Regions from separate parts of the Mus musculus genome. Here region 2 is linked to region 1. A link is a loop called in an ENCODE intact Hi-C map of the cell type or tissue named here. Cell type or tissue: heart. All regions are shown on one strand. Each heading gives the region's core, and the rest is flanking DNA. Links, peaks and the distances in the headings are about the cores only.

Region 1 (10,760 bases), core at 1,524-9,523:
AACAATGTAAATTTCTTATATGCTTTGAAAATTTCTCAGTCATATATAGAAGGTACACATGAACATAGACGTGCCACAGATCTTGATAAAATTATCCATATAGCTGTGATGTTAGCAGCAACATTGCTCTTAAATAGATTCTATCAGGGTGTTCATATGTAGCCCAGGCCTTCAATTCATGATCTCTCTCTCTCTCTCTCTCTCTCTCTCTCTCTCTCTGTCTCTCTCTGTCTCTCTCCCTCCCTCCCTCCCTCCCTCCCTCCCTCCCTCCCTCCCTCCCAGGAGCTGGAATTACAGGCACCTAGCTAAACTCTTATTTCTAATCTGGATTCAAAAAAAAACTCCAGTCTGTTCCAGTGTAGTATATGCAATTCTACTTGGCACCTTCTCCAGCCTTGTCTTTTATTTTCCCTTCATCGGTAGGAGAATTGCATCATGAATGACCAGTGGCAACAGAAAGCAAATGTCAGCTTGGTGTGCTCACATCACGACAGCACTTTTCTAGCTGAGACACCAGAGCTGCTTTCATAAAATGTCACTTAGTTCCCAAGAAAGGCCAGCTCCCAACACAAACTCCAGCAATTTCTCTCAGCAGTCTACAGCACCTTAGTGAATACATTTCCTGAGACTGAGAATTCTTGGAAAGCTAGATGCCATAAAACCAGCAGCATCATTTCCCCACTGAGGCAAACAATGGGTCTCTCCACTCAGAGGGAAAACGGCCATCTTCTTTTGCCAGTCCCTGAAATGAGCAATGTTAACAAATTTCAGAGTTTCAGAGTCTCTGAACACTACATAACACCATGAGCTCATTTCCTACAGAAAATGTCAGGCCGAAATAGGACCAACAGGACTATCAAAATGCATCACATGCCTCCCAAATAGCTCTTCCTCTACTGAGTAAAGACCTCCAATACTCCGGTACTCGACCAAATTGCTTAGCAAACCCTTTTGTTCAAAGGCATTCACTGACCCCGCTAGGAAGGCGTACATTCTGACACAGCCAACCCTCTCAAGTACAGTACCTTATTCTGCTCACACATGTATTGTATCCTCAGGGTATCCATTGCTCTGATCATGGCTTGCATGGCCGTGAATATGTTTTGGTAAACCAGCTTCGTGAAGCCCTTTCTATCTTCATCACTGTAGCCAGACCCATGGATTATCCTCATCTGCTTGATAAAGGTGCTTTTCCCACTCTCACCGGTTCCTAAGAGAAAAACAATGAGTGAAGAACAGTTAGCAGACTCCAAAAAGAAGCCCTGGTAGCATTGGTCCACATCTCAGATAACATTGGTTGGTGGGATGGGCTTGCTAAGAGTCTACCAGAAGCTTATGAGGTAGTGCCCGTCCATCTTCCTTTCCTCAAGTCCTGAAACAGGTCAGACACCTGCCTGACCACTCTGAACATGAAGAATTTGCTGCCGTTCTTATTGACAGTGATGGAGCCTCTTCAATGTTCAGGAATGGTTTGAGCAGCAAAACTCTTGGAGAAGTGAAGGATCAACCTGTGTATTTGATCCTTGCACAATGAAGCATCATTTGCAGTTATGCCAACTATCTATGTGATAGTTGTTCATTCCAATCAACATTTCAGGAGGTCTCCAAAACTCCTAACACTATCCTGTGGCACCAAGAAGCATATATCATTGAACTATTCCACTGGTCTCTAATGTACAGAGAAGTACAGACACGATATATAGAAAATAGGATCCCAATATCCCATATTTCTCTCAGATTGGGAATCGCTAAAAAGGTAGTAAACACATTTATATAATGAAGCTCAATATATCTAAAATTGTCTATGATAAATGGAATCAATTATATGAGGTATCCATGGCTCATCTCCAAATCTAAGTATTGCTTTATAATTTTTATTAATAGTTTGGTTATTAATAAGGTTTCCAGCAAAGATGAAGGAAAAACTATCTCAGAACTAGAATTACTCATTCTATACCCTTTAAATAACTGTACTTTACAAAGTGAAAATTACATTTCATAATTTGTTACAAATAGAGAAAAGTTGTCTAATAGTGTTTCTGTCAAAAGAAAATTTTATGTGAAAAAAATCTCACTAATACAACATAGAAATTCTGCTGTAACAAATGGTAAAGATTATTTTTTATGGGATGATTGATTTATTGTGACTCTCTATAGTCGTTCATTTCCAGCGTCTCAACAGGACACACAGACTGTACAAATGTCATCAAATTCTATCATCTCTAGCACTTTATTGACTTAGTCACATAAATACCGTGCTGTACTTTTTTTAAAAAATATTTTACCTATAGATAGATATGTGTTTTCCAAAGTAGGAGGCTAGAATACATACATAATGGCTACTGAGTTTATTACAATTAGTGACTTTTAAACTTAGATGGGCTTTCCTCTATATCCTCCCCAGGACTTTAAAAACTCAGAGAGTAAGGCCTAGAACAAAGCCCTGGAGAGGCAAAGCTTTAGGAATTTTTTAAGATTCTTCTGGTAAAAACAAGTATTTCTTAAGACTGATTTTGTCAAAACACACACCTGCTCTCCTGTTTGTTTCTTTGTTAAACCCTCAATGTGTTCCCTTCCCCTCAAGAAGTCAGACAAAGGTAGACAAGAGGGCCTGGTGGTGTGGGCCTTCTGTCCTTAGCAGCCTTTCCTTGAAGACTCTTCCTTCTCCACTCTATAACCCAGCCACACTGGCCTGCCCTCAGATCAAGCCTTCTTGGCCCCTTCACCTTGGCTCATTCCTCTTCCTGCTTTTACTGCTTGCCTTTATTCTTGGCCATGCCTGGCCTTCCTAATCAAGTCAAATTCAATACTCAGCGACCGGCCTTACCCACAGTTATGAGGATCTTCTCATCTCGAGTAAATTAATCAAGATACTCCCTCCTCACAGCTATCATCACAGGCTAGCCTTAATCTAGACCAGGGTTTCTCAATCTTGCTAATGCTGTGGCCCTTTAATATACATCCTCATGTTGTGGTGACTCACCCCAACTATAACAGTCTTTTCATTGCTACTTCATAACTGTAATTTTGGTACTGTTACGAATAGTAATATAAATAATTGATATGCAGGATATCTGATATGACTCCTGGGAAAGGGGCTGTGACCCACGGTTTGAGAACCAATGATATAGACATTCTCACAGGTATGCCTGGGAACCTGTCTCCTCAGTGTCAACTTGATAATTAATACTAGCCATTACACGAATGCTGGCCATCTTTGTGCCTGGTATGATACCTGACCTTTGGTATCATAAATAAATATTGAGCAGTGCTTGATGTTAGGTCTCAGTTGCTCTCTGCCTCATTATCTGAGTCAGGGTCTCTCCCAAAAATCTGCAACTCCTGGAATCAGCTAGGTTAGCTGGTTAACCAGGAAGTTCTAGCTAGAGCTCCACCCACCTCCACCTTCCCAGCTGTCGTGTCGTGACTATGTACCACCAAGCTAGCCTTTTACATGACTGCTAAAGAAATAAATTCAGATCTTTATATGTAGGCAGCAAGCACTGAATCGTCCCCCGAGATCCCTTCTGAATTATCTTTTAACTAACATGGAAATAACTCAGCGTTGTGCAACCGACTGTCAGAACTCTTTCAATCTTACAAAATGGAACCCCAACCTCAGCCTTGGTGAACACCCTCAATTTCTGCTCTGTCTACCTTGACTCCTCTTGACACCTCACCGACATGAAGTCATACAACCTTTGTTCTTTTGTGCCTGACTTACTTCAGCGAGCATCCTCAAGTTCGTGTCCACACTCAGCAGTCCTTCCCTGAATAGCAGATCTCTAAAGTTTTCAAATACAAGATATTTTTTTAAATCTACCAAGTTACAATTACCTAACTCAACACTTGGGAAAACAGAATATGCCGATTCTCTGTGCCCCAGCCTGTGTTCCATGTGTGTCAAGAGACTCTGATCACATAGGTAAGTAAAGGAAGGCCCTAGAAGGAGCCTCGTGCTGATATTCAACGGCCTCTCCAGCATGACAATTGGATGCTGATACCAACAAATATTAAAGGAGTCGCTATGCTGGGGAATCTACCCGAGTCGCCCCCTTTAGTCTTCAGAACCACTCTGAAATAAGTGCTGTTCTCTGCAGTACAGAGATGAGAACCGGGGGATTCAGATTGCCTATGTAAAGTCTGCACTACACATAGGTACCAAGAGAAAGGCCTGAAATTGATTCACCTGGACTCCACTAACAAGCTCCACTATCACGGAAGATCTGGCTCAGAAACCAAAGGACTTGGTGGTACTGGACTCGGAAGAGTCAGTCCAGCCATACACTGGATAAAGCCCAGACAAGCCACCGTCTTTCAGATACATCCTGCTCAGGTCCTGCTGGGCTCAGCACACTCTTGTGATGTTCCCCATGAAGAAGTCAGCACATGGGGAGTTAACTTTACTGTGTTTCTTCCTGTGACTCAGCTCTCATATTAACTAGGTTTTCCTAGATCTACTCAAAGAACTGCATGAAAACTGAGCAGAGGACCAACTCCCTCTCCTAAATGTTACTATCAATGCTTGACCCAAAGTCCTAAGGCAGATTAGCTCTCTGTTCCCGTGGAATTCTGGGGTCCCTCTCCCCCAGTTCCAATACTCTGTTGCTTTAGTCTCTTCCGCCAGCAGCACTGAGCCTCTGGTCCCATGCCAGTTCATCCCAAACAAATATTAGTCCTGTGTTTTACAGATGAAGAAGTCAAGGTGAACATGGAGATTATGTAACTTCTTCAAGCAAACTGTCACTGTGACCTTGAAGCCAGACTCACTCAAGACAGCTTGAAATTCAGCAGCAAGATAAGAACGCTTCCAGTAGCAGGGCTCATTCCCTTACACCAGGACAAAGGCAGTCACAAACGTTTCAAAAGCCTCTGTATTTTGGGGCATTAAAACCAACCAACCAACCAACCAACCAGAAAACCTACTTTAGAACACTTTTTAAGATTAAATAACAAAAGTACTTAAGAAAACCATTATTTAAAAGTACTCTTTAAATCTTTTGGTTCAAACACCCAAACACACACACACACAGGAGGCAAAGAAGAAAATAGAATGACTGACACCAATCACTGAAGACCAAGATCAAGAACAGGAAGAAGCCATGTAGAGGAGGTCCTCTGTTCTCATTAAAGCTGCTCTACAACCCAGCTGATACCATCTTTTTTTTTTTTTTTTTTTTTTTTTAAGAAGAGAAACTGAGAATCATAAAGACTGCACAGGTTGTTCAAGTTTATGCAGCTTGATAGTGTTGGCCTGCATCTGAATCAGGTCTGCATTGGCACATGATCTTCCCATGACAATGTGGTACTTTCCTAAATAAAAGGTCTCCCCTACTACACAAACTGAAATTACAAAAGGAAAGCCTTATTCCTTCATCCTGCAGAACTGTGTTAGACCAGGGATGGCTCCAGCAGCAGGGGGCAGCAGGCAAGAGGGAGTGAAGGTAGGTCATGACATCATGCCTTCTACAGTGGCAGTTGTGGCAGGGCCACAGGGATTGGTGAGCTCAAATCAAGGATCTGAGCTTATCCATTTACCAGTTCCAAAAAGAAACTCCACATTCAGATTTCATGTACACATTTATTCATTTATTCAGAGGAAAAAGTGAACAACCAACAGCATACCTCTGGGGATGAAAACTACTAGTGTTTTTTACTGGGTGGTTTTTAATTGAGGAGTGGCTGGCTTAGCTCTCCTTCCTCACCCCACTACTTTAGCCAATTATCTTCTAAAACATGGGTGTGGGCCCATGCTGCTGGGCTAATTGCATCAGTCCAAAATGAGCCTGGTGGGGTTTCTCCTGCAAATGGAGGAAAGAAGGAACCCTCCACTCACATCAGATTTTTATTCCAAACAGGGGCCAAGCCTTTGGTCTGGAAAGGGAATTTTGGTGTTAGATTACCAGGGATTGCTCCAGGAGAAATTCCACCCAGACTCGGCATGCAGCAACACAGGTTCAGTCTTCAGTAAAAATAAGGGAAATGGCACCTCTCTGTTTACTTTGCATTTCTCCATTTGCATATTTGAAGTCACTAAATGACATCCCAACCAACAAGGGGATGCCAATGTACACAATGGGAGTCATATATGTCAGACCATATCAAATGTCCATGTACATGATGGGCTCTAAGCTTATAATGAAACCAAACAATTCCCATCATGCCATATTGTCACTTACCATTTAACATTGAGGGATGTTCAAGTACACAAATACCACCGTGTTATAACTGCCTACAGTATTCAGGACAGTGATATATTGCATAGATTTGCAGTCTATACACACAGCCTATGCTTGCAGAGGCTGTATCATCTTGGTTTGTGTAAATATAATCTATTATGTTTGGACAATGGCGAAATGTGTTTTACAGAACATATGGCCATCATTAGGTTAAGCATGTCTGTACTTTTCAATTCTTATCTGTGTCCGTCAAGAGCCTGCTATGTGAGCTGCTTGCCTGTCCTCTCACTGCCACTGCCTTCCATAATAAAGGCAATGGACAACAGCTGGCAAGACACTCAGGCCAGTAACAGATTCACCAAAAGACCTCCTGTCTGCTTCCTGTCACCATAATTGCTGACATCTCAGCAGGAGAGCATCAAGACACCCCTCCTTCCACTCCACCCCACCCCACCCATCTCTTGCTGTGAAACTCCACTTAGGCAGTTTTGCCCCCTTTTCCATTAAGCAACTGTTCTTTCTTGACCAGTACCCTCAGCACTGGGTAAATGGACATGTGTCTCTTGAGTATAGATAACACATGTTCTATTCTCCTCTCCACAGGCTCCCTGCTGACTATGAGCGAGGGCTGTGGGCCTCTGGCCTTGCAGGGCTGAAAGCTTTCCTACAGTCGTCTTCTTGACTATACTGTCCAGAAGTGTCTCCTAAGCCTCAGTCATGTGTGCATTAATATTGTGATTTGGGCATCTCCATATGATACTTGTGTGACTATCTAATATTTTATTTTATATATTGTTCAGATGTTTGTTATAAGCTATGAAAACCTTGTATTTCCTGTGATGACTAAAGTAAATAAAAGTGACTTTACAATATCCCAGCAGAAATTCTTCCCAGCTTTTTGGGGAATTACCCACAAAAGATCGTCCTATGTAGATAAAACTATTCCTTCTACTACTCATCCAAGAGGCTCTCCTAATCCTGATCCCTTCCCTCTTCAGGGCCTCTGAAATTCCACCAGGAACCTTATGCAGATACAGAACAGCAAGGCTACAAACACAGAGCTGAAAACAGGCCCAAACCAACAACTACAACAACAATAACAACAACAACAACAAAACCCATACACACAAAAACATCTGTACACTAAGACCCTACACCTCTGAGACTGAGAACACAAATTAAGGTCAAGTATTAATTTAACTTCAAATAACACAAGAAAGCTCATTGTGAGGGTGAGGGGGTGGCAATAAGTTGCTTTTAGAAGCCAGGAAAAAATAGAAGGCAAAACAAAATAAACCTTTTGAATGATAGACAAGAGATAACTGAACAGAAACCAATTGTTCTAGAATGTACCCAGAATCCAGAAAGACTGGCTCCCTGAGAACTAAGGCAGGGAACTAATCAAGTTCCTGAGACAGGCAGTGACCTAGCACATTTCCTGACCTGCAAGCCCGCCTCCCAGAAGCCAGTGTTCTCAGCCTAGGGTTACAGCAGACACTCTGGAGACAGTACAGCTTAACTCACAAAAATGAAGACAGATGGGGATGTCACCTAACTTACATTAGCAACAGGCTGAAGGGCTATGAATGCGACCGATTGATTGCCAAGTGGGCTTTCTCTAAACAGGGATCTTGTTTCTCTTGATAGAGGACACACCAGTGTTCAGGGATGGATAGTTATGGCTTATCGACCTCCATGTTGATTCCGTTTGGGAAAGCAGTTAGGAGGGGGTTGCCTGGAGTGGGAAGACCTGCTGGAGATGCAAAGCCAGCTCTTTCATGCCAGGTTCCTGCTGCTCGGCTTTCTGATGAAGACCTGGTGCCAAACATACTGTGGGGCTCAGGTTCTCTGTCAAGCCTTTTGTGGAGTCGTGATAAATAAACTCAGAAACCGTCTTTTGTAACCTTTACGTTGAAGCAGTTCTCACCTGCAGAGGCCTGCCCAGAGGAAATTGTTGTAACTTTGTTTGGTACTCTCCAGCTTGGGCTGACCTTGGGTCACGGAAGTTTCTGCAGCTGCCTGGGCTGCTGTCCTGTGACTTGTCCTCCTGCAGATATGGGTTTATGAGAAAAGCGGGCCAGCTCTGGGTAAAGCCAAAGAACTAGTCAAGAAGCGAGAAGCACCCAATGAAATGCAGATTCTCTGTTCCCTAGTCCCCAGCTGAGTCTCATCTGCCTCAGTGAGAGCCTGGGAATATGCAGCTGTGGCCAGTAGTATGGAGGCTTCTGTGACCTGGAGGGAGACACTGCTGCAGGGTCCCTCTGAAGGACATTTCTGATAGAATCCACCTGGGACAGAAATGTTCCAGCTGCTACATCGTCTTCAGTTGAATCGTCTTCAGTTGAATTTTTCTACCAAGTTCCGATTTCATTTCTTCATGAATCCTCAGGCCCCCAAGGCTCTACTCTTCCATTTCCAAGGAGAAAATATTTTTAGAGAAGCAGTAAGATTCACTTATTCAAGTCTGCCCAAGCCTCATTTCACCGTCAAAGCCGTGGCACCTTCCCTAGCTTCTATTCTCTTATGTTGAGGAATTCCTGTGTTTAGCCATTAAAGGACAAGAAAGATTGACTTGTGCAACAACTGAATGGGAAGCAAATCGAGACAGATTCGCAGCTACTCTTTGAGAACAAGGAGCTAACAGGAGGTTTTTAAAACAAAAAGGGAAAGTTGAAAGAAATTAAATGATGAAACCTAAAAGCCAGCTTAAGATACATATTTTTTAAAAAGAGGAGGGATTTAACAAATGCTGCATTGCATCTGATGATCTTTCGGATTTATTAAAATGCCCAGTTATCTTTACGATCTAGGCAAAAGAAAAAAATGCCATGATTCTAAGCACATCAGCCCCTCTCAGAGGGAGATATCACATCCATGGATGTGAGATATGGATGAGAGATACTTTTTAAGAGTTCATCTAGGCCAACAGGGTCCCTACAAAAGCCAGATGACTTAGTTCAATCCTGAAGACCCCCATGGCAGAGGAACTGAGTACCCCAAGCTGCCCTCTGACTCCCACATGCACACAGCTCCCCATCCACACCTCCACAAAACAATCAAACCTGCAATAGAAAATTTAAAGGACCCCCAACTATACTGAATTTTTAAGCCTATTTTCCTATCATTACCATGCTACCATGTAACAACTATGTAAGCCACATTCCTATCCTCTTAGGTACCATCGGTAATACAGAGCTGAGCTAAAGCACGTGAGAGCATGTAAGCAGCTTCTATGCAACCACAGCACCGTTTAACAGCAGGAGACACAGTGTAGTATGGACGACTAGGAGAGGTCTAGGAATCGGTATCCTCAAGTGATAGCAAGAGCAACCATGCGACCCATCGTCTCGTCATGGATATCACTTTTATTAAGATGTACTTTCAAATTCAAAGCATCTGTGAGAAGTTTCTTTTTAAGATTAAAAAATTAGGTGTGTGAGTGTTTGGCTGCATGTCTGTGCATCCCATGTGTGTTTATGAAGGGCAGAAGAGGGCATTAGATCCCCCTGGAGCAAGAGCTATGGATGATTGTGAGCTGCCATGGGGGTGTTGGGAACTGAAGCTTGCTCCCTAACAAATGTTCTTAACTGCTAAGTTGTCTACCCAGCTCTCTTGCTCTTCGAGCAATCAAAACTAAAGGGACACACCCGTTATCTTTTAATCATCAGGACTTTTTGAGGTCTTAGTTTTTAAACATAAAGTACAGAAAACAGTGCACTTTCCACATTTTGCTATCAATACATTTAAAAGGTCCTATACAGAGAGACACCAAGGCGAGTTTCCATTCTAAATTAAGTTGAGCTATTTACTTATATAATCAAATCTTCATAATGTTATAAAGGCGGGATGCACTAAAAATTCAATATAAGCATTTAGCTCAGTATTAATTATCTTACAGCAGGAAGCATTTGGCATTGGTTTGTGTTCATTTCTTGAATGCAGTTACATGATCCAGAGATCTCTGTAATGGGCAAGCATCAATCCTCTGCAAAGAGCTACTCAACTCAGCTGCTTTCTGGCACACTTCTCGAATCTCAGCATTCAGGAGACTATCACAGGAGGCTCATAAATTTGAGGCCAGCCTGGGCTACATAGTAAGACCCTGGGCCTCCACATCCATCTGTCACCCCTCTCCCAAGAGGTTAAAATAAAAGGCTATACAGTTTAGTTTATTCTGTGTCCGTGGCTCATTTATAAAACCCTAGGAAAGTAATATACTTGTTTTCAACAAAACTCCACTTTGGAGCATTCTCTAGAGCTCCATTAGTTTACCCTGGAGATTAATAAATCACATGAATGTCAAGGAGAATCCTATCCTGGTATGTTTTATGGCTAACAGATAAAACAGCAGAACTTCCATCAGCATCACTCACGCCTCTTATTAGAAAGATCGTGAATTCACCTGCTGAAGGAGACTGACTCCTGGTTGATTTACAAAAAGGGCAAACGCACGTGTTTTCGTGAATGGCTGTAGAGCCTCCCACATATCACTGCTACTTCTGAAAATAAGCACCCCTTCCCATTCTTACAGTAACATCCACTGAGAAATCCTAGCATCAGGGCACTGGTAGGGAGTGGCTC
Region 2 (10,760 bases), core at 1,509-9,508, 90 kb after region 1:
GAGGCACAAGTTATACAGAAAGCTAATTAGGAAAAGAATATACCTGAGTAGTTTGTAAATTCTGTGTGTCTATAAGTGTGTGTGTGTGTGTGTGTCCTTGTGTGTGGTATGTGTGTGAGTGTTTGTGATGTGTGAGTGTACGTGGTGTGTGTGTATATATGTGTATGTGTGTTTGTGTGTTTGGTGTATATGTGTGTTTGTAGTATGTGAGTGTGTTTGTAGTACGTTTGAGTGTGTCAGTGTGTGTGACTATATGTGTGTGAATGTGTGTGTATGGTGTCTATGAGGATATGTGTGTGAATGTGGGTGTTTGTGAGTGTATGTTTGTGTCTGTGGTAAACGTGTGTGTGGTATGTGATCTGAGTGTGCGTGTTTATGGTGTGTGTGAAAGTATGTGTGTGTAGTATGTGTATGTGTGTGTGTGCATGTATTTGTGTATGTGTATGTAGTGTACGTACATATGTTGGTGCAGATGCATGCACATGCAGACACCAGAAGAATATCAACTTTTTTCCTCTATCATTCTCCACTTTATTTTTGAGACAGGCTCTCCTAGTGAACCTGAATCTCACTGTTTCAGCTAGACTGTCGAGCCAATGAGCACTCAGGACCCACCTGTCTTTGCCCCACTACGCTGAGGTCACAGGTGCGTGCAGCCATACCTAGTTTCTTATGTAGGTGCTCGAGATTTGAACTCGGATCTTCTTGCTTACACAGTATGTGTTCTTACCCACTAAGGCTCCTTCAATTCTTATTCTTGTGTTTGTCAGATAGCTAAAGATATTTTCATAGAAAACTGAATGATTTGGGGGGAAGAGAATAGCCCCTTTCACAAAGGGGAATGGGGGGATTTATAGGGATCTCGAGATGTTCTAGATCGAGTCTATGCCTGTGTTTATAAGATTCCCATGTTTGCCATCTGTACACTTAGAGCTGGTAACTTTCACTACATGGAAAATACCTCAAAAGTGTTGTCTTGAAAAGTACAGAGGGAAAAGTCAAAAGGCTGCCCTGGACAGACAGACAAAAAGAAAGTGGGTACCTCCCCTTGCCTCTTCAGAAGTCCCCAGCGTTCTGCTGCATTATGAGTGGAACAGGTCGTCTACCTGGTAGTTGGGGCTTATTCATTGCAGTCACGGAGAAAGCCAGACAATGTTCCAAAGTATGTCTTGATCAAAGATGTTAATCATTGTTATATTAAGATCTATTTTACAGTAAGACCTAAATCACAAAAACTCGATGAAACACCCCCCCCCAAGGGTCATGCATATTTCCCAGATCCTGGGAATATCACTCACTATCCTTACTATCTGTTTTTAGCAGGAGAGTTTGTATTCATCTCTCCCTGGCGTGTGGACCATGCAAGCCCTAGCTTGTGAACAGTCTGTCACTACCATCTCACGGTCCCTGCTTTATAAAGCCCCTCCATCGTGACCCCTGCTCTTTCCCATTCCCCCTGTGCTGCCATGTTGGGGTTGCCATTAAGCTTTCGAGACAATCTTTGACCCAGCCTATTCCTTGAGAAAAGGTTCCTCGCACTGAGCACCAGGCTTGAACTCCAGAGAAGGGACGGGACTAAACCAAGATGAGGAAATGAGGAAGTGTTTGCTATTAAGTTTCTTTTCCTTCTCAGGAAATTCTGTCACCTCTACAAAGAAAGTACGGTGCAGCACTGCCCCTAGGACTCTCCTACCCAGAGACACCAGAATTAGTTTTAAGAGAAGATTTTGTTTTAGTTGATCCAATAACATCTGTTTGGACCCAGACTTTTATTATTTATTATAACTAAGACAAGTGACCAATATCAATTTACAGTCTAGGAAACCCTGAGAGAAACACAAAGCAAAATATCTGTTAAAAAGCTACTTGGTAAAATTTAAACAAGCCACTACACGGCCAGAAATTGGTCAGCCTAAATAGGTGGTGATATCTCCTTGGTGCCTGAAAATTTCCAAAGAGAGGAAAAAAAAAAGGGTCAACAAGAGTTCAAGGCACACAATGTGTCAGGCAAAGATGAAAGGACCACGTTCACAGGCAAGAAATGGTAGATCCAGCGTTTGGAACAGAGGTCGAAACAAAAACTCCATTTTTGACTCCCACACTGTTACTGGGGCAGAACAGAAAGAAGGGAAAGTTAAGGGGACACAGGAGGGAAGCAAGCTTCTTATTCTGTGGTCTAGTTTGTATTTCTGCTGGCCAAGATTCAAGGCCATCAACACAACTGATAGCATCAGAGTTTCCTACAGAGATAGTACCACTCTTCCTAATGACATCTTGGACAAGGATTTTACTACTTAGGGCTGGGACCAGAATGTTCAAACCTTGCATGCCAGCATCTCTCATCTTTAAGCCCAAACAATAGACTTTGCAAAACCACCTTCATTAACAACAAGAATTTATTCTTAATTTATAAATGTAATGTAATTTAATTTGAAGACAGAGTCCCTGTGGCCCTTTCTGGCCTCCAACTTACTATAGAGCTTCTGATATTGATTCTTCTGCCTCCAGGTTCCTCGTGGGACTATAGTTGTGAGCCTCCATCCCCCAGCTAGGAAGACCATTAAGATAAGAGAAATAAATAAACCAACTCACATTTATCTCCTTCATTTTTAAATTTTGCTTAAACCTAGTTGTAAGTCACCCATGTTTGAGTTGTACAGTGTTTTGTTTTGTTTTTTTCTTTTCTTAAGACCTGTTGTGATGACTCATTCGTGTTTAATGTCAATGTAATAGGATCTAGAACATCTTTGGAGAGGTATTTAGATTAGGTTGGTCTCTGCGGAATTAAATAGGTCAATTGATGAGGAAAGACCCATCTTAAGGATTGTGGCACTATTCTCACACTTGGGTCTTAGAGACTGGATACAAAGAACAAGGCTGACTGAGCACAGATGATCTCACTCTGTCCCTTGACTATGGATACAGTGTGACCAGCTGCCTCAAGTTCCTGCCACCAGGACTCTCACCACAATGGAACTGTGGGACACAATGAACCTTTCCTTCCATAAGATACTGTTTTCAGATGATTTCATTGTAGCAAGAAGAAAGTCAGCGTGACATCATCTTCCTTCCCTCTGAACCATGTATTACCCAGTGTCTCTATTTAATAGACCCACTAACTTAGCTTCATTCTGACTTGTCATGAAATACTTTTCTGTGCTGCAGTCAAGGATAGCTTTACCTAAGTGAAGAGCACCAAGAAGGGAATTCACAGGCGATAGCCCCTATGATTGGATGGCTTCCCAACACTGTTGACATCACAGGCTGAATTATACCCTCCTGACAACATTTATTTCTTTGAGTCTCAACCACCAATACTTTAGAGAATAACTGAATTCAGAAAGAAGGTCTTTAAAGAGATTTTATACACACACACACACACATATATACATATATATATATATATATATATATATATATATATATATATCCTTTAAACCCAATTTAACAGCACTAGACTCCCTGTGTGAGGAAGGGAAAATACCAGGAATGAACACTCATGGTGGAAAGGCCAAGGGAGGACACAGCAAGGCTCCTGTCTGCAAGTCAAAGCCAAAGCCTCAGATTAAACAAACCTGTCAGCCCCTTGATCTGTGGACTCCAGCCTCCGACCCAGGAGAAAATCAATTCCCATTGCCTAAGCCTCCCAACCTGTAGTATTTTATCATGGCGGCCCGGGCGGAAGGATGTAATCGACTTAAGTTAAATACCACATTCCCCTTCCTCCCAGACAGTTCCCAGATGAAGTCTATGTCCAAGGTTAGCAGTCCCAGTGACTGGAAACACTCACCTCGCCTCTGCATCAGCCTGTGCATCCCGATTCCTGCCACATTTGAGTTTCTGTCCTGACTTCCTCCAGTGATGAACAATGATGTAGAAATAGGTCATGGTTTTTCGCCACAGCAATAATCACCCTAAGACAATCATTTATGCAGAGACATTGTCTTGGGATCTGCCTCCCATGTATGTGCCCACATGAGGGTAGATGTTTTGTTTGGGTAGAATGGAATAATCCTGCCATCCTTATAGACACACACACACACACACACACACACACACACACACACACACACCCAGCCCTTTCTATGTGGCATTAAAGTAGAAAAAAACTCCTGGTCAAGAGAATAGAATTTCCAATCTGGATAGAGACCTAACATGGGTCAGGTAGTTCACTGGGCCAAGGGACTAGCCAAGGAAAGCAGGTGTGATGGTTTGTATATGCTTGGCCCAGGGAGTGGCACCACTAGGAGATGTAGCCTTGTTGGGGTAGGTGTGGGCTTGTTAGAGCAGGTGTGTCACTGTGAGTGTGGGCTTTAAGACCCTCATCCTAGTTGTCTGGAAGTCAGTCTTCTGCTAGCAGCCTTCAGATGAAGATGTAGAACTCTCAGCTCTTCCTGCACCATGCCTGCCTGGATGCTGCCATGTTCCTGCCTTGATGATAATGGACTGAACCTCTGATCCTGTAAGCCAGCAGGTTTACCTTAAGCCATACCAAGAGGCTTAGATGGAATAATTAGATAATGAGATAATGAGATACTGTACCTTTTCTGCCCAGAATCCCTATGTAGCTTGTAAGTCAGCTCACTAAAAAAAAAAAAAAGTTCTTCCGAGAAGCTTAACTTTGTCTTTTCTTCCTTTTTTAAAGTGTGCTTTCCTTAACTCTTTGGGTTTCTTTTCTCAAAATGTCTCCCATCCCAAATGACTGCTTGCCTGCCATGTGTCTGACCTCCACACCAGCTCAAACAAAATTGCCCTTTCCCCTTCTTTCCTCAGTTCTCCTCCCCAGGGAGCGGCTGAGGTTTTATAGTTTATCTGCCTGGTTTTCCCTTCCCTTCCTTCCCCACCTCCCCCTCCCTCCCCGTTCCCTCCTCCTCTTCCCCACTCTCTCCCCCCTCCTCTCCTCTTTTAAACTAATAAAATCGTCCTCCAGCTTGTTTGAGCCCGGTCTTAAAGTGGGGAGCCCGATGTCCTGTGGATCAGCGTTGTCCAGCGAGACGCTCGGCCTGTACCCAGTTATGGGCTCTCTGTGACCCAAGCCCGCATGCAGTAGCCAGCTGCCGGTGCAGCTCTCCCTGGCCTCTTTCTTGCAGTGATTCCTAGGCAGCCCCAGCAAGGCCCACTCAGTCTGCCTAAGTGTCCTCCGCAGGCCTCGGGATGCTGCAACTGCCTTGTGGCCCTAGGCCTCCATTCCAGCTCTCAGCAAACTCCAGGCTGGCCTGTGGGCTGTTCCCCAAAGTAGAAGCCTGAAGGGAGGCCCTAGACTCCACAGGAGAAGCCTCGTGAGAAGGTAGCCACAGGCCGTGCCAACCATTATCAGACTGTAGTCCCCTGAAGATAAATCTGAGAAACTTCTGCAGTGGTTCCTACTGGGAAGTGACGTCACAGAGGGTCAATGCTGCAGGGCTCTCAGTCCATAAATTACTTTGTTCCCACCAATCTAACTCTTCTCTTCCCCTAGGCTTAAGGCCTCAACGCTAGCAAAGGTGCCACCCAGGCTCAGGACAGGACTCAAGACTGCTGGCACTTCTATCCACAAGGGCATCCCCTGGAATTCACAGCACAGAGCCATTATCTGTCTGGCTGCTTTCCAGCTGCCTCTGCTGAGCCAGCAGGGAGCCAGCACTGTGGGGGGTCCTTTCTTCCCCAAGGAGTTCCTGCTGCTCTCTCTGGCCTGGGTTCATCCTTTTGAGCTCACTGACCTGGGCCCAGTGGTCACCCTGTCTGCAGCTGTAGCTCACTTGAAAGTTTCAGTTTCTCCTTGCACCAAACGGCCTTCGGCTCGGCATCTGTCCTTAGGAACACCACACTCCTTTGGTCCAGCTCCAGCCTCTGCATCAAGGCCCTGGGATTTTTATCTGTGGTCTGGCAAAGATGTCAGTGTGAGGACTGTCCATTCCTTTCCCACTCCGGCTGCAGAGGCCTGTGGGATGGTGAACTCCCACGGACAGGTCTCAGGGGTGAAAATCCAACCTCTGCCTCCCCGATGGTGTACAAGACAGGTATCACCATTTTCCTACCAGTGTTGGTTTTGTCCAGTGTTGTCCAATCAGAAGGAATTGCGACTAAATTCAACTAAATTCAACTTTATCGTCTTTATCTCCTCCTGTCAAGAAAGCACCCTACCAATATACCACCGGCTGTAGCCGGACAATAACGTGTATCCCTCAGTACTGGCCACTGACCCACACTTTTATAAAGCCCAGATCGGACTCTGCTGCTCTATGGTACACTTTAAAGCACCCTTACCCCCAGCTGCAGACACATACATCACTGTGAGAGCTTCTGGGGACAGTAGTCCACACGGGATCCCAAAGTCCCATTTGTGAACTGGGACTTTTATATCGGAGACACCAGACCATCAAATGATCGAATCCAGACACCCCAGAAACTGGTGACGTTCCATCGCATGTGACTTCAGACACAATAGCACATATCCTCCCCTGGTTCCTGAATCTTGTGAGTCACAGCCTCTTCCTTTAGCTTGAGAACTGGACTACACCACAATCCATCTTTAGATGGAGGGAACCTGGGTTTTTAAGCCCATACTTGAAGCTCCGTTAGCTCCGTAGGATTTGGAAGTGAACAGGAAAATTGTCACCATAGTGATGGATAGTCTCAGCTGGGAGACAAGAACAGGAAGTACTTCAGGGAGCCAGAGTGGGACAAGAGGTAGGAAGGCCTGAGGGTTCAGTTACTGACGCTAAATGTGACTTATTTGTATGTCTAGGTCTGTCAAAGAGGCCTATTAGTAATACACTATGGCTCGGCTTGCTACATAATTTGCCTTACAAGGGGCCAGCCTCAGTATAGTCCTAACAGTCCTTCACACGAATCTAAATATTTCCGAGTGAACTAAAGTTTAGTCTGCCCTTGACAAGAGACCGTATCCATCTGAACTCAAATGAAGGCATAGTTAATCATCTTAGTGTTCACGTGATACTCCACACTTGACAAACTGAACTTGATGACAGACTGCAGGGTTCAGCTAGAGTTCCCAGGCCTATTCCAAGTCTGGGTGAACAGCCCTGACCCCAGGGGTGGAAAGTGGCCCTTCCTTCCCATCCCCACCCCACACTCCACCCACTGTAGGAACCTCGTAGGTATAGCTGTGGACCTCAAGCTACTGTCCCCAGCGTCTTTACAGCCTCAGCAAACAGCTTTCCTTGGTGCTTACTCCCCTAATCAGGTCTCTCCTCACTGGCTTATAGTAAGCTAGGAGTCCTTTTGGCAGGGACTTTCCTCTGGCCTTAGAGAAGAATCAGGAGTGTGGAATCTGGGTGGTCAGCCCTTTGAACTTGCAGGTTTAAGGAAAACCAAAGGAGGCCCTTTAAACTCAGCAGTAGCCAGTTACATAGTGGAGGGCTTGCTCGGGTGTGAAGGCAGTGCAGGCTAAAAGCCCTCTCCTTCAGTCAGTCTTCAAAAGGGACTGCTTAATTAAATAATTAAACAAATGGTGAAAGAGAGGACTCCAGCCTGAAAGGACAGAGGAAATGCAAGCAGCTATTTTGGGGGTGGGGATGGGGGTGAAAGAAAAGGGCCAGTGTCCAACAATGGATGGGGGCTGAATGACACTCTACAGGCCAGAAGAAAGAGATCCTTGCCTTGGGGGAATTAATCAGACTTTAAACTCTTCTCTCTTTGTTTTAAAAACACTTCTTCAAAGGCCTTCTAAAAGCCTAAGGAGGCACTGGTAGAGATAGCCTGGACATTGAAGTTAAACTAAGGTGGGCCAAGGGAGACTTAAAGCTACTCTCTTGATGCAGGCTCCGGTGTCATCAGCAGAAGGTCCTGGTGTCAGAAGAGAGAATAGCAGTAGGGGTGTCACTTCCGAGGCGCACTTGCTATCATTTTCCCCTTTTCTCCAGTTTGTCAGTTTCTAGGGTTTCCTCTACAGTGAGGACAGAGCCTTCCCACCATGACCATACCTGGCAGGTAAAAACTATGCTGCACGTGGCCCCTGCAGTCAGACCCTCAACAAGAACCGAACCTAAACTGCGAGGCAGGCCGTTCCCCACCACCCACCAACAACTAAGTTTGGGGGTTCCCGCAGCAGCCGCCTGCTGGGAGCCCAAGGGCAAAAGCGAGCAGGCCCCGGGTTGGGGGGGGGGGGAGAGAAACTGACAAGGGTCCAGGAGTTGAGCCCTGGCCTGCTCTGAGATATCAGGAGTCTACGATCGAAGGTGGCCCAGCTCCCCAGGTGCAAAAAGACCGGTTCCCTGAAGGGACATAGAGAAACTCAGCACGCCACCCGGCAGGCTTGTTGGGACGGGAAAGAGCCGGGACGAGAACACCAGAGCTGCGCGCTGGATAAAGGCGGCCACTCACCCAGCAACAGCAGCTTGAGCTCCCGGCGCGCGTCCTTCTTGTCGCGGCGAAGCTGCCGCTCGATCTCCGCGCTGATGCGCTGAGACTCTTTCTCCTCCGCAGACAAACAGCAGCAGCCGGCCATGGCTTGCCACCTCGACGGAGCGACAGGGACCTGGAGCTTAACGCCCGGCCGCGCGGATTATCCGCGCCAGACGCAAGGTTTGAAGAGGAAACCACCTGAACCAACTATGGTATGGAGAAAGAGGCTCGGATCTCCTAGGCTAACGCTTTCTCGAAGGCAGTTCCGAGGTCAGGCGAGTCCTGAGCGCTTGTGTGGTCCGGGATCAGGCACCCAACCCCGCGCTTGGGAGGGAGAGAAGAGCGAACTGGGCAGTGTGATTGGCGCTGTCTCCAGAAGATGTGCGTCCCCGGACACTGTAGCTGGGTACCCAGGTAGGCAACGCACACCGCGAATCAAAAGTTGGGGCGTCGGTGCTGCTGCTAGAATGGTCTCTCCGGGACTGTAGGGTGTCGCAGGCTAGCAGCAGGTGTGGCCTGGCTTGCAAATAAAGGGCCAGCTAGTCCCTGTTTGCAAAGTTCCGAAAACCTCAACCCGTAGACTTTTGCGGAATGGAAGGTTCCTCCAGCACTGACCGCTCTATGTGACAGGAGGGGGCGGAGCGTCTCGAACCTGCAGCCAAGGCTGCAGGAGTTGCCTGAAGTCCTACCCCAAGCCGACGGTGCCTGGGGACAAAGGATAGCAACAAGAGGCTGGGTCGCAGAGTAGTCTCACACCTGCCTCCTTGGCGGTGGCGCCCTAGTGCAGGCAGGGCCACTTGCCAAGCTTGCTGTAACCAGCAGACACTGGCTGCCAGCCCCCTTCCCGCTGCCAGATCCGGGTTCCGACAGGTGAGGGAGTTTCGTCAACTCCCAGCCTCAGTGCCAGGGGTGGAGGCAGCGCACTAGCAGACCCGAGCCAAACGTCTGCAGCCCGTTCACACACCGCATGCCAGCAGCTAGGCTCAGGCCTCTTTTCCCACCTGAGGCTGAGCTTTGCCCACCAGCTTCTCCACCGCTCACACTTGGGGTTTCTAGACTGGCTCCCTCTGCTTCCCGGATGCCACAACTCAATTTGGGCTTAGTGCAAGCCTTGGGTCAGCTTGTAGTTTGCCTGCCTAGTGCAGATGGGCCTGCTGGCTGGCGTAGGAACTGCAGCTGCCTTCCGGGGTCTGGCAAAAGAGCAAAGGGCTAGTTAACGCCTCCCAGCCGGTCCTACCTCCTGGCACCGGATGAGGGGGCCAGGGACTGGAGGGGTGAAGGAAAACGGCTGGCTGCTTTGCATTTGATGATGGAAAAGACTTCTGTTTGTAGAAAGAGTTGGCACCTTCCCGGCACACCTGGCCAGTTCCCTGCCCAGCCCTGCAGCCAGACTGCCGCCTCGGGACAGCTCCTGGAACTCTGCGTGTGGATGTAGGAAATCTGAAAGAACCCCTGACAACTCAAATGCACAAAGTTTGCACAAAGCAAACTACTCTGATTTTGTCTGTGCAGATTTAAAGGTGCGGATAAGGGATCCTCGGGACCAGAGCAAATCTTCTTTGCCTTCTATTCAAGTTGGCATATGACATGTGCACGGTTACGGAATCAGACGCTAATTCTTCCTCCGTGAAGAGCAATGGAAGCAGAAGTGGGGCGCTGTGGTCATTATATAAGAACTTGGCAGCTAATGTTATCTGGCTGCTAAGTCTTATTTACTTTACAGTTTAAGAAGTGCGGACCAATCAGGCTTTAAAATGCCCTGTATTTTAGTATCCTTCCAAGCATAATTGACGACAACAGTGTCCCCTACTGGAAAGTTTCTGGATTTTTTTTCTCTCTGTAATCTGTCACCCACTTTTCCCTTTAGCTCCTACAGGTGTTGAGAACACCACCATTGGCTCCTCAAACTAACATCTCAATCACGGCTTTTAGTCTTCCACAGATATTAAAACCAGAGCAAATCTGAATTCCAAGTTAACTGGAATAACTGACCTGTTCAGTCTCCAGTTACTAGCCTTCCAAAACAGATCCTGACAGATCGTCCCTGGCGAACTTGGCGGTACCTACCGGAACCCTTGGTACCTACCGGAACCCTTCAGTGTTCCCATTCATTTGATCAAACCCGTATTCCTTGTATAGGACACGGTGCTGAAGAAGTCCCACAGGTTTATAAGCAAAGATCTCTATCTTCAGCTAACAATACAAACTCAATGAGTAAAATGTCAACAGCAGGAAATAAGCCAAATTAACTATGTTTGGTCCACATAGGACAATATTATGTATCCATTAAGGTGATCTATGAGTAACATTATGTCCCAATGAATAACACCTTAGGATGTTTGGGTGAATGACAGCCTGCATACAGCATCGTGGTGTCACCATCTACCTCAGGGCTGGGGATGTAGCTCAGTGAT

The links. Hi-C counts contacts between places; a loop is a spot of excess contacts. Peaks named below come from ENCODE experiments on the same cell type or tissue, not always from the same donor. Only the 100,000 strongest peaks of a DNase experiment are listed, where the experiment ranks them.
Region 2: it touches region 1 in a loop (4-fold over the local background); 5 of 42 quality-filtered maps call a loop at or near these places.

Annotation. Positions count from the first base shown.
Region 1 is chr19:16,524,163-16,534,922 of GRCm38, reverse strand. It overlaps Gna14 (guanine nucleotide binding protein, alpha 14), which reads right to left. Exons shown (of 7, transcript NM_008137.4): 2 at 1,026-1,210. Among named protein-coding and RNA genes, the nearest start is that of Gm41811, 54 kb to the left of the region's middle. In heart, for the core only: a CTCF peak has its summit at 5,422 (motif pointing right); DNase peaks (open chromatin) are centred at 7,692 and 8,242.
Region 2 is chr19:16,434,383-16,445,142 of GRCm38, reverse strand. It overlaps Gna14 (guanine nucleotide binding protein, alpha 14), which reads right to left and starts at 9,476. Exons shown (of 7, transcript NM_008137.4): 1 at 8,326-9,476. The coding sequence starts at 8,449. In heart, for the core only: a CTCF peak has its summit at 9,501; DNase peaks (open chromatin) are centred at 5,742 and 9,182; H3K4me3 peaks cover 1,650 bases; H3K27ac peaks cover 1,022 bases; H3K27me3 peaks cover 2,752 bases.